3 separate regions of the Mus musculus genome follow, and regions 2 and 3 are each linked to region 1. A link is a contact called in ENCODE POLR2A ChIA-PET data. All regions are on one chromosome and are shown on one strand. The core of a region is the stretch at or near the end of the contact, and the rest is flanking DNA. Distances in the headings are between cores, read along the strand shown.

Region 1 (2,700 bases), core at 44-2,543:
AGATCCTTATTGTGCCAGGCTAAGTAAGCTCGAGGGGAGGGGACGATCACAAAGAAAGCTGGAAGAGAGGAGAGGTCATGGTCACAAAGTCAATGAATGGCAAGGACAAATGCTAAATGACGTCATTTTGGTTCAATATTCCAATAACTGAAGTTTTACAGTGTTGTTTGCACCCAGACTCTGGGCTCCTCATGGATTTAGCAATCTACCTAGTGCATGCTGTGTAACTGCAGGATGCTATTTGTGCTCCTTCCTGGATCATGTGATAATATCTGGACTTTTGAGACACAAAAGATACAGGTTCTCAGCAGTCAAGAATTAAACTGAAGTCAATAAAATGCTGAATAGAAAAGGCAGAAGTCTCTGTGAGAGCCACATCTGCCATCAGATCTTTCTAGGGGATATGGGTTTGCAGGATGAAAAATACACAACAGACGTTTGAAGCCGACTTCGGAGAGTAAGTAAATCTGACGACCAGAAGGCTTAAAATATAATAGAAAGAAAGGAGTGTACAGAGCTCACGGGACCCTGAAGGGAAACGAGAGCAGCAAGTCTGTTGTGTCCCTTTTCTCCACAAACATTTCAAAACATGACACTGGCGGCAGCAAAACTGCATCTCGAAGGTACTACTAGAGCGTTGTCTCTTCTTCCAGACGGGAACACATAGACAGGGAATGGCCTCTTACAGCACTGACAACTTTCAGAAGCATCGCGGATCTACCAGAACATCAGGGTCGGGAGTGGTGGTGGAGAGGAATTAGGCTCCTTCCATCACCCTCTGTGGAGAAAAATATGAGCTTTCAAAATCTTCCCGTGGCTTGAACAGAAACTTGAAAGGGACTCTACGGAGCGCACAGTGCTTCGGACCTTACCCACCAGATTATTACGTATATGTATACCAAGGAGGAGCCAAAGAATGGAGGACCACCGCGGGCTTCCCAGAGCCAGGAAGAAAATGCGGGGTGTGTAGTCTCAGCCCAGGGCTTGGGGTGGGCAGGTTGCGTTCGCTGTAGGGTGGAGTAGCTGCGGGGAAAGCAGGCCTCCCCAGGGGGCTGCTTTGCAGCCGGGATTGTTTGGCTCGCGTCAGAGCAATCCCCGGGGAGCCTCTGAGCGAAGGAGGGGGCCAAGAGGATGCCGCGAGGAGCGCGCAGCGAGCTTCTAGGCCGCGTCCCGCGCACGTACGAGTGTGCACCGTAGGGAGGTACAGGGCGTGTGCACGGCACGGGCCGGAGGCGCGCCAGTGCGTGCGCCAGGTTCAGGGCGCCGCTGCGCAGAGGGCCAGCGCCGCCGGGCGAAAACGCTGCGCAAACCCGGGATACGGCGGGGCGCAGAACCGGAGAACGGAGGCGGCTACGCAGAACTGAATCTGCGGCCCTTTGGTGCGCAAGCTAACGCGGAGTCACAGTGCCCAAAAGCGTGAAGGCAAGCGGCCACGGGAGAATTCCGCACGGCTCTCCGCATTGACCGGGAAGGAGCGTCAGCTCCGAGGAAAGGCGCGCGTCCGAGGCGCGTGAAGAACGCGCAGCTCGCACCCCCGCGCGCTCCACGCGCGGTCTGGACGACCACAGCGCGGGCGGGTATTAGGGGAGAAGGAGGAGGCGTGGTCTTTTCGTGACGAACCAATGGGATCGGGAGCACTGCCTGGAGGCGGAGCTCAGGATCAGGGCGCTGATTGGCCATTCCGCCCTCCGGTATGCAGATGCGGTGGGAGTCACGTGCCGGGGGCCGGTACGACTTCCTGTTGGAGGCCCACGCGGGGCGGGGCCGGGGGCGCGAGCGCCGCGTCTGGCTGGAGCGGGGGGAGGGGGGTTCTTGTCAGTTAGAGCAACAAGATGGCCGCGGTGGCAGCTCCGCACCTCAGCGCGACGGCCCCGGGAGCCGCAGCCGCCGTCGCCGTCCGCGTCGCCGTGCAGCCCTGAGAGCCGCCGGGTCACCCCGGCCGCCCCCGTGACAGGCGGTCCTCGCGCCGTCGCGCTCCCGCCGCCGCCGCCGCGGGCCCGCTCGAGCCGGAGCCTGAGGCGGAGGGAGCGGAGCGGCCCCGCGCCCAGCCGCCCATCGCCGTCCCCGCCTCAGACCCGGGCTGCGTCCGAGCCGCGGCCCGCCGAGACTTAGGAGCAGGGCGCGTCGCGGCGTCGCGGGCACTGGACCTGGACCTGCCGGGACGTGCCGCCGCCCACCCGCCGCCCGCGCCCGGACTCGATCCTGCGGCGCCGGCACTGAGCGGGCCCCCGCCGCCGGAGCGCCCCCGAGGGCCCCGGGCGGCCGAGAGCGACCTCTCCACCGCCAGGCCCGCGCCGCCGGAGCCCCGCGGAGCCGCCGCCGGGGACGGAGCCCAGGTGAGAGCGCCACCGCCGCAGCGCCCGGAGGTCTTCGGGCCCTTTGTTCGGCCGAGCCGGAGCGCGGCGGCCCCGAGCTACCCGCGTGCGGCGCCGGCCGGGGTTGACGGGCGGAGGAGAGGCACGGACTGCGAGCTCCTGGCCGGGCGTGCGACATCGGGATGGGGACCCAGGGGTCGGACACTTAGCCGTTCCCCCCAACCCCCGCGCTCGCTCTCTCGTTCTCTTAAAACTAATGCAGTGGTGGATGATACCCGCTCCCCTTGCATGGTCCCCTGCAGACCGTGCGTTCCCAAAGGGTGGCATACACCGATCCGCAGTGTGGCGTTGTTTGGTGAGCCATGGGCGACCCCGAGGGCCCCCT
Region 2 (2,700 bases), core at 39-2,538, 320 kb after region 1:
CACGGCGCTCCAGTAGAATCCGCTCTCCTGCAGCTTGCGCACGGCGTTCACCACCAGCTGGTACTCGCTTTTGGAGCTGAAGGTCTTGAGGCGCAGGCTGGTGTCCAGGGGGCGGCTCATCCCGGCGGCGGGAAACTTGCTGTGGGTGACCATGGCGCACGGAGCCAGCGTGGATCTGCGCGGCGGTGGCTGCAGCTGCTTCGCGGCCTCCGCACAGCGGCCGCTACCGCATCCCGGGGAGCTGCAGAGAGCAAAGCGTGAGGCGCGTGAGTGCCCGGAACCCTCCAGCGTGCCCGGCCCTCCAGCCTCCGCCTAGCGCCCGGGGCACCCCTTTGCCCCGCTTTAGACCGTGTCTCAGGCCCAGCCACCTCGCGGAACTCGACTGTCCTCGGTCACTGCCGGCCAACCCCAGACAGTCTCTTCCCCTGCCCGCCCTAGGAGGACGCCCAGAGAAAACTCGCGCGTGGAAGTTGGGTCTCCAGGAGCGCGGCCAGGATGGGGAGAGACACAAGAGCCCTAGGGACGCTCAGGGCGCCTCTCAGTCCGGTGTCCTCAGTGGCGAGGGCGAAAAAAGGGGGGTGCCAAACCCGAGATATGTGAGAGAGGGGACAGGAGAAACCCGAGGGCCCCAGTCTGAGTATGACGGGAATCAGGGATCTTCGGTTCTCATCCGCTCTGCCCCCTACCTCGTCCCCTCCCTACCGGGAATGACCCGGGAAGGGGAGGAGAAACCGGGAAAAGCTCCCGAGCTGGACCGAGGCCCCCACCCTTCCCCACACCGCGCCCCTCCTTCCTACCTAGTCCCGAAGCGAAATCTCCGGCCTTGGGGCTGCGCCTCCTATGGTCCCCGAGGCGAGGCGGCGGCCAGCAGTGGCTCGCGCTGCGCCCAGATGTTGGCAGCCGTGAAGTCTACAAAGGGGCTCCCCGTGCGTGCGCCCCCTCTGGCTTCGCTGCTCCCCGGGCCGATGAGGCGCACTCCTGGGCGAATCAGGCAAAGGACCTGGGCGAGGGACCTCGACGGAGAGCTGGGCCGGGAAGGGGGCGTCCGGGAGCCCGGAGAGACAGCGGTCGTAAGAGCAGGCGAGTGTAGAGTCAGAGTTAGAGCCGCCTCGGAGGCCGCGCGCGCGGGTATTTACCCGGCCAGTACGCCCCGCCCCCCGATTCCTGGAACTGCCCGGCCGGTCTTCTTGTAATGTTTAGTCACTACTCTGCACTGAAAGGCTGTGCGCGGAGGGCGAGGGAGGGGCCGCGGAGGGCGGGCTTGGAGCTGGGGCCTCCAGGACCCGCCGAGACTCACCGAGAGGGAGACAAAGCGCGGCGCGAGGCTGCCCGACCGGCGGGCGCGGCGCCAGCCTTGGCCGAGCGTTCCTGGCAGCGGCCCCTCCCCCGCGCGCTCCGCCCCCAACTTCTCATTCACACTTTCCCCCCCCTCCCTTCTAAGAAGGCTGGTTTCTGGCAGAGGCGGGGGCGTCGCGATGGGAGCGCGCGGGCAGTTCTAGGAGGCCAGCCGGGAGAGGCTCCCTCCTGGCACCCCTTCCCTTTCTTTTGATCCCCGCGGGGACGCTCCCCTCCCTCTGCACCCAGGCCACTCCGAGGTCCTCATGTACAGTTCCAAGCATCCCGTGCCAACCAAAAGGGACGTAGGACCATTCAGCCACCAGCCCACTGGGGACCTAGGAAGTGGAGGAGGGGGATGCGCGACATTTACCTGTAGACAGGTCCAAAAGATGAAGCTGTGAGATCCAGAAGTGGAGGAGACACTGACTTAGAAGCAGCTACCTGGCCTCAGCTCATCCGCCCATTGCCTGGTTCTTCGGTGACAGACGTGGGTGCTGATGTCCTTTGGGGAGTGGGGTGGGAGGAGCAGCTAACTACTACCTTATCACTCATCTGGGCCTCCCAACCTGCGTGGCGAACTGTGGGTCCGCCCAGGTACTCTCGGCGCGGTGGGGGAGCTAGAGGAAAGAAACCCTCATCCCATGCTCGTCCCCCGAGTCCACCAGAGGGCGCGCTGGAGTCTTGTAGGCGAGCCGAGTTTTGCTGTTTCCCAGGCTCTGTATAGAGAGAATAAGAGGTTGTGGGGCTCCTTATTCAAGAACAGGAGTGGGGAACCCAGAGAGAGAAGCCTCACTTCCCAGGACAGGGTCAAACCTGAGAAGGAATGTCGACTAGGAGGACTGTCCACAGAGCGTTGTAACGGGTTCAGCCACTGCCTGAAAGTCGCTGAGGTGTCAGAATGGACCCTCTCTTGCCTCTACGTTTTAAGGTGTCTGAACTTTCCCGATGGTGGGGTGGAGAGGGAGTATTGATAAGAGCAGGTGATTGAGGTGAAAGGTTGTTTACTCCTGGTCACGTGAGTATCTATAAAGGCCTAGTGTCGAGTTTTGCAACAGGCAGCAGGAAGTGGCAGCCACCTGAGAACCAGCTAAGTGACACACAGTGTCTGCTCTCAGTGGGCTTTCTGACCTGCCCTCTTGGATACCACAGGCTTCTTGTAACACCAGTAGGAGGGCAAACTGACTACACAGAGTAGCTTGGGCTAGGAGGGAGGGCTGCCTGCTTCCCTTCTGGCCCACTGTGTCCAATCTGCTCCACTGATGCTGAGGAACTAAGAGAGACCAGGGCAGGTGCACTGCCTCTCTGGACTCAGTCTTGTTATCTGTTAAATAGGGATGGGTGCCCATCTGTCCCCCGCCCCTG
Region 3 (2,700 bases), core at 156-2,655, 340 kb before region 1:
TGTCCTCGGGGTGGGTGGACAGAGGAAGGCTCTCTTGTGCTGCTGCTGCTGCTGCTGCATGTCAGCTTTTAGCTGCTTAACCCTTCTGTGCCCCAGTTCCTGATCTCACTGCTGGGGGCAGTGGAAGGATTGAGTGGGGCTTAAGGAAGTGGGGGGGATGGACAGGAAACAGTGGCTCTTACCAGCAACTTGCCTGGTAGTTTCCCTTCTCAGCTTATTCTTGGATCTCAGGATGCTGACAACTGACTGCTCTCCCTGGCAGCCAGCTAGCGGGGTACGGACAGAATCCCAGGGACGGACGGAGTTGCTGACTTGGGATCTGAGTTGCCATCTCGGTCTCTGTTCTCACAGAGAGCAGCCGGCTGTGTTTCCTTTCCCCGGGAGCCCCTGTCCCTTGGCTCTCAGAGGGGACTGTCCACTTAAGCACTGCCAGTTCAAGTCAGAGGATCCCCTCCCTTCCCAGGGTGCCCACCACCGTCCGTAGCTGGATGCGTTTAGGCTTCCGGCAGCAGAAAGCCGGCTCCAGATGGCTTCAGCCGCAAGGGAGAAGCCATTTGCTGAAGCTCACAATGAGCTGTTCCTGAGCCCAGGCTGCCCAGGGATGTCATGAAGGACCCCCTCTTCACTGTCCTTGGCCACCGTGTGAAGATCCTCCTTCTGTGGGGATCTTCACTATACGGAAGGAAAGAGAAAGCCCTCCGGGAGGCCCAGGGTGCACAGCTGCTGCCTGTTATCTGACACCAAGACTGATGTCTTCAGCCCCTAGCACATGGGGGCCTGGGCAGGAGAGGCAGGGGCAGCATCTGCTCAGATGGTCACCCCGCCACCGGGGGAGCAAGCAGGACAAGGCCGCCCTTGCTCTGGCCAGACCAGAGTAAGACCGAGTGTCATTTAGCTGCCACAAGGCACAGGGCTCCAGCTGCTTCCCAATCACCCTCGAGCCTGACACGGCCTCCCCGGAAGCAGCAGCTGTGCCCTGCGCTGTGACTGACTCGTCGGCTTTCTAGGGCCTGAGAGCGGTTGGGCTGAGACTCAAGTGTGACCAGTTGCCCACAGTGGGCTGAGATGCCAACACCATGGAGATGAGCGAGCAGAGGGAGAGAATCACTGGGCTGGCGGCGGCTGATTCCCTGCATCCACAGGACATCTTTTCCTCCTTCCAGGGTCCCCAGCCCAGGCACTGGCCCTTCGTGTTGCCCATGGGGCTTGCTGTGTTGCTCTAACGGTCCTGCACATGCTCACACTTGCCATGTGAAATGGTGCCATGTGGTGTTGATTAAGCCCTTCCTTCAGTTCAGAAGACCCCTGACCTGGAGTATACCCTGTGGGACTCCAACGCCATCTTGCTGTCCTTAACTCCATGTGGGGAGAGTTTGGTCACAGCAGTCATCTGTCACCTGTGCATTCTCACTTGGCTACAGCTCTCAGGTTTGCCTTTTGTGGGCTGGTGTACCATGGTGTGACTCTAGGGGGCCTGTACTGTGTAACAGGGTCCTTCCCTCCACAGTGACCTGCTGTCTGTATAGTCTGTCTGTTTCTTTGGGACATGACTGTGCTGTGGAGAGCAAGATCGGCTGGGGCTCTGCCTCTGGCCCCAGCATGTGGCAGCTGTATGGCTGGGGACAGACACTTTTGCATCCCTGTGTTTCTTTCACTCCAATAGGCCCCTCAGAATTCTGGGTAGAGAGGATAACCTTTCACCTCAGTGGGACTGCAGAGGCTAACAGAGGATCTCCAGGGCTTCATGGCTTGGCTCACCCTTGTCTGGGTTTGTAGATTGCAGCCAGTCAATTCCTGTTGGGCTGCACTCTCCCCTCATTGGTAGGCCGAGCCACGTGGCCACTGGAGGCAGAAATTCGAGGGCAGCTGTGTACAGTACAGGGCCAAGGCTCAGGTCCCAGAATGCCCTGGGCACCATGACTAGAACTGAAGCAGGGGAGAGAAGCGTGGGTTTGAGGAGGTCAGAGAGTCATGGTGCTATATCCTCATATCCGGACACTGGTAGCCCCAGGGGTCCCTGTGGTCTCTGACTCAGAAAGGTCACCTCTTGGAACTAAGACTAGACTCCAGCTGTGGCTGCTTCTAGAACAGGCAGAGCTCAGAGGAAGCGGGGACCTTACCTTTGGCTGCCAGACAGTTCCGGGCACCAACCGAGCCAGCTCTTCTGAGCTGCTGAGCTGAGCTGAGGTCTGTCGGATTCATGTGGCTGATAGGCATTAGAGCTTTGTGGTCCCAATGTGTTTAAGGGCCCTTTACCTACAGTAAGCACCTCCTTGAATCCATCGGCCCTGTCCTATTGGGTCTTTGCCATTATTAGTGTTTCACAGAGAAGGGATGAAGGCACAGAGAGGTCTCACGGCTGTTGGCTAAGGCAAACTGATAGTTTAAATTTGGGCCTCTTCCCTAAGCTCTGTCACTGGCTTAGTGGTGTGGGAGGTGTGTTATTGATGATTGGTTTCCTAGCTTTCTCTGCTGTGGTGGCGTGCACCTTTGCTGGGGACAGGAAGCCTTGAGGATGTGCCTTGCACGAAAGGGTTAACGAACACACACACACACACACACACACACACACACACACACAGAGAGAGAGAGAGAGAGAGAGAGAGAGAGAGAGAGAGAGACACTCATACACAGAGCTTTCCCAGGCCAGAGCCGGAACAGAGGGGCCTTATCTGCAGAGGAAGGGGTGGGTGGGATGTG

Evidence for each region. ChIA-PET counts read pairs that join two places held with the same protein, here RNA polymerase II (POLR2A).
Region 2: POLR2A ChIA-PET joins it to region 1 with 11 read pairs in embryonic stem cell. The contact joins the promoter of Socs3 here to the promoter of Tnrc6c in region 1. POLR2A ChIA-PET finds 5 or more read pairs at or near these places in 3 of 5 experiments (Patski and embryonic stem cell).
Region 3: POLR2A ChIA-PET joins it to region 1 with 10 read pairs in embryonic stem cell. The contact joins the enhancer-like site here to the promoter of Tnrc6c in region 1. POLR2A ChIA-PET finds 5 or more read pairs at or near these places in 3 of 5 experiments (Patski and embryonic stem cell).

Annotation. Positions count from the first base shown.
Region 1 is chr11:117,652,996-117,655,695 of GRCm38, forward strand. Tnrc6c (trinucleotide repeat containing 6C) reads left to right here and starts at 1,294. Exons shown (of 22, transcript NM_198022.2): 1 at 1,294-1,691.
Region 2 is chr11:117,968,078-117,970,777 of GRCm38, forward strand. Socs3 (suppressor of cytokine signaling 3) reads right to left here and starts at 1,289. Exons shown (of 2, transcript NM_007707.3): 1 at 798-1,289; 2 at 1-241. The coding sequence starts at 153.
Region 3 is chr11:117,317,031-117,319,730 of GRCm38, forward strand. All of the region lies in intron 2 of Septin9 (septin 9), which reads left to right. Among named protein-coding and RNA genes, the nearest start is that of Gm34065, 8.6 kb to the right of the region's middle. Within about 2 kb of position 1,406, at least 3 of the 3 ENCODE cell types and tissues checked have a DNase peak (open chromatin) inside an H3K27ac peak, as active enhancers do.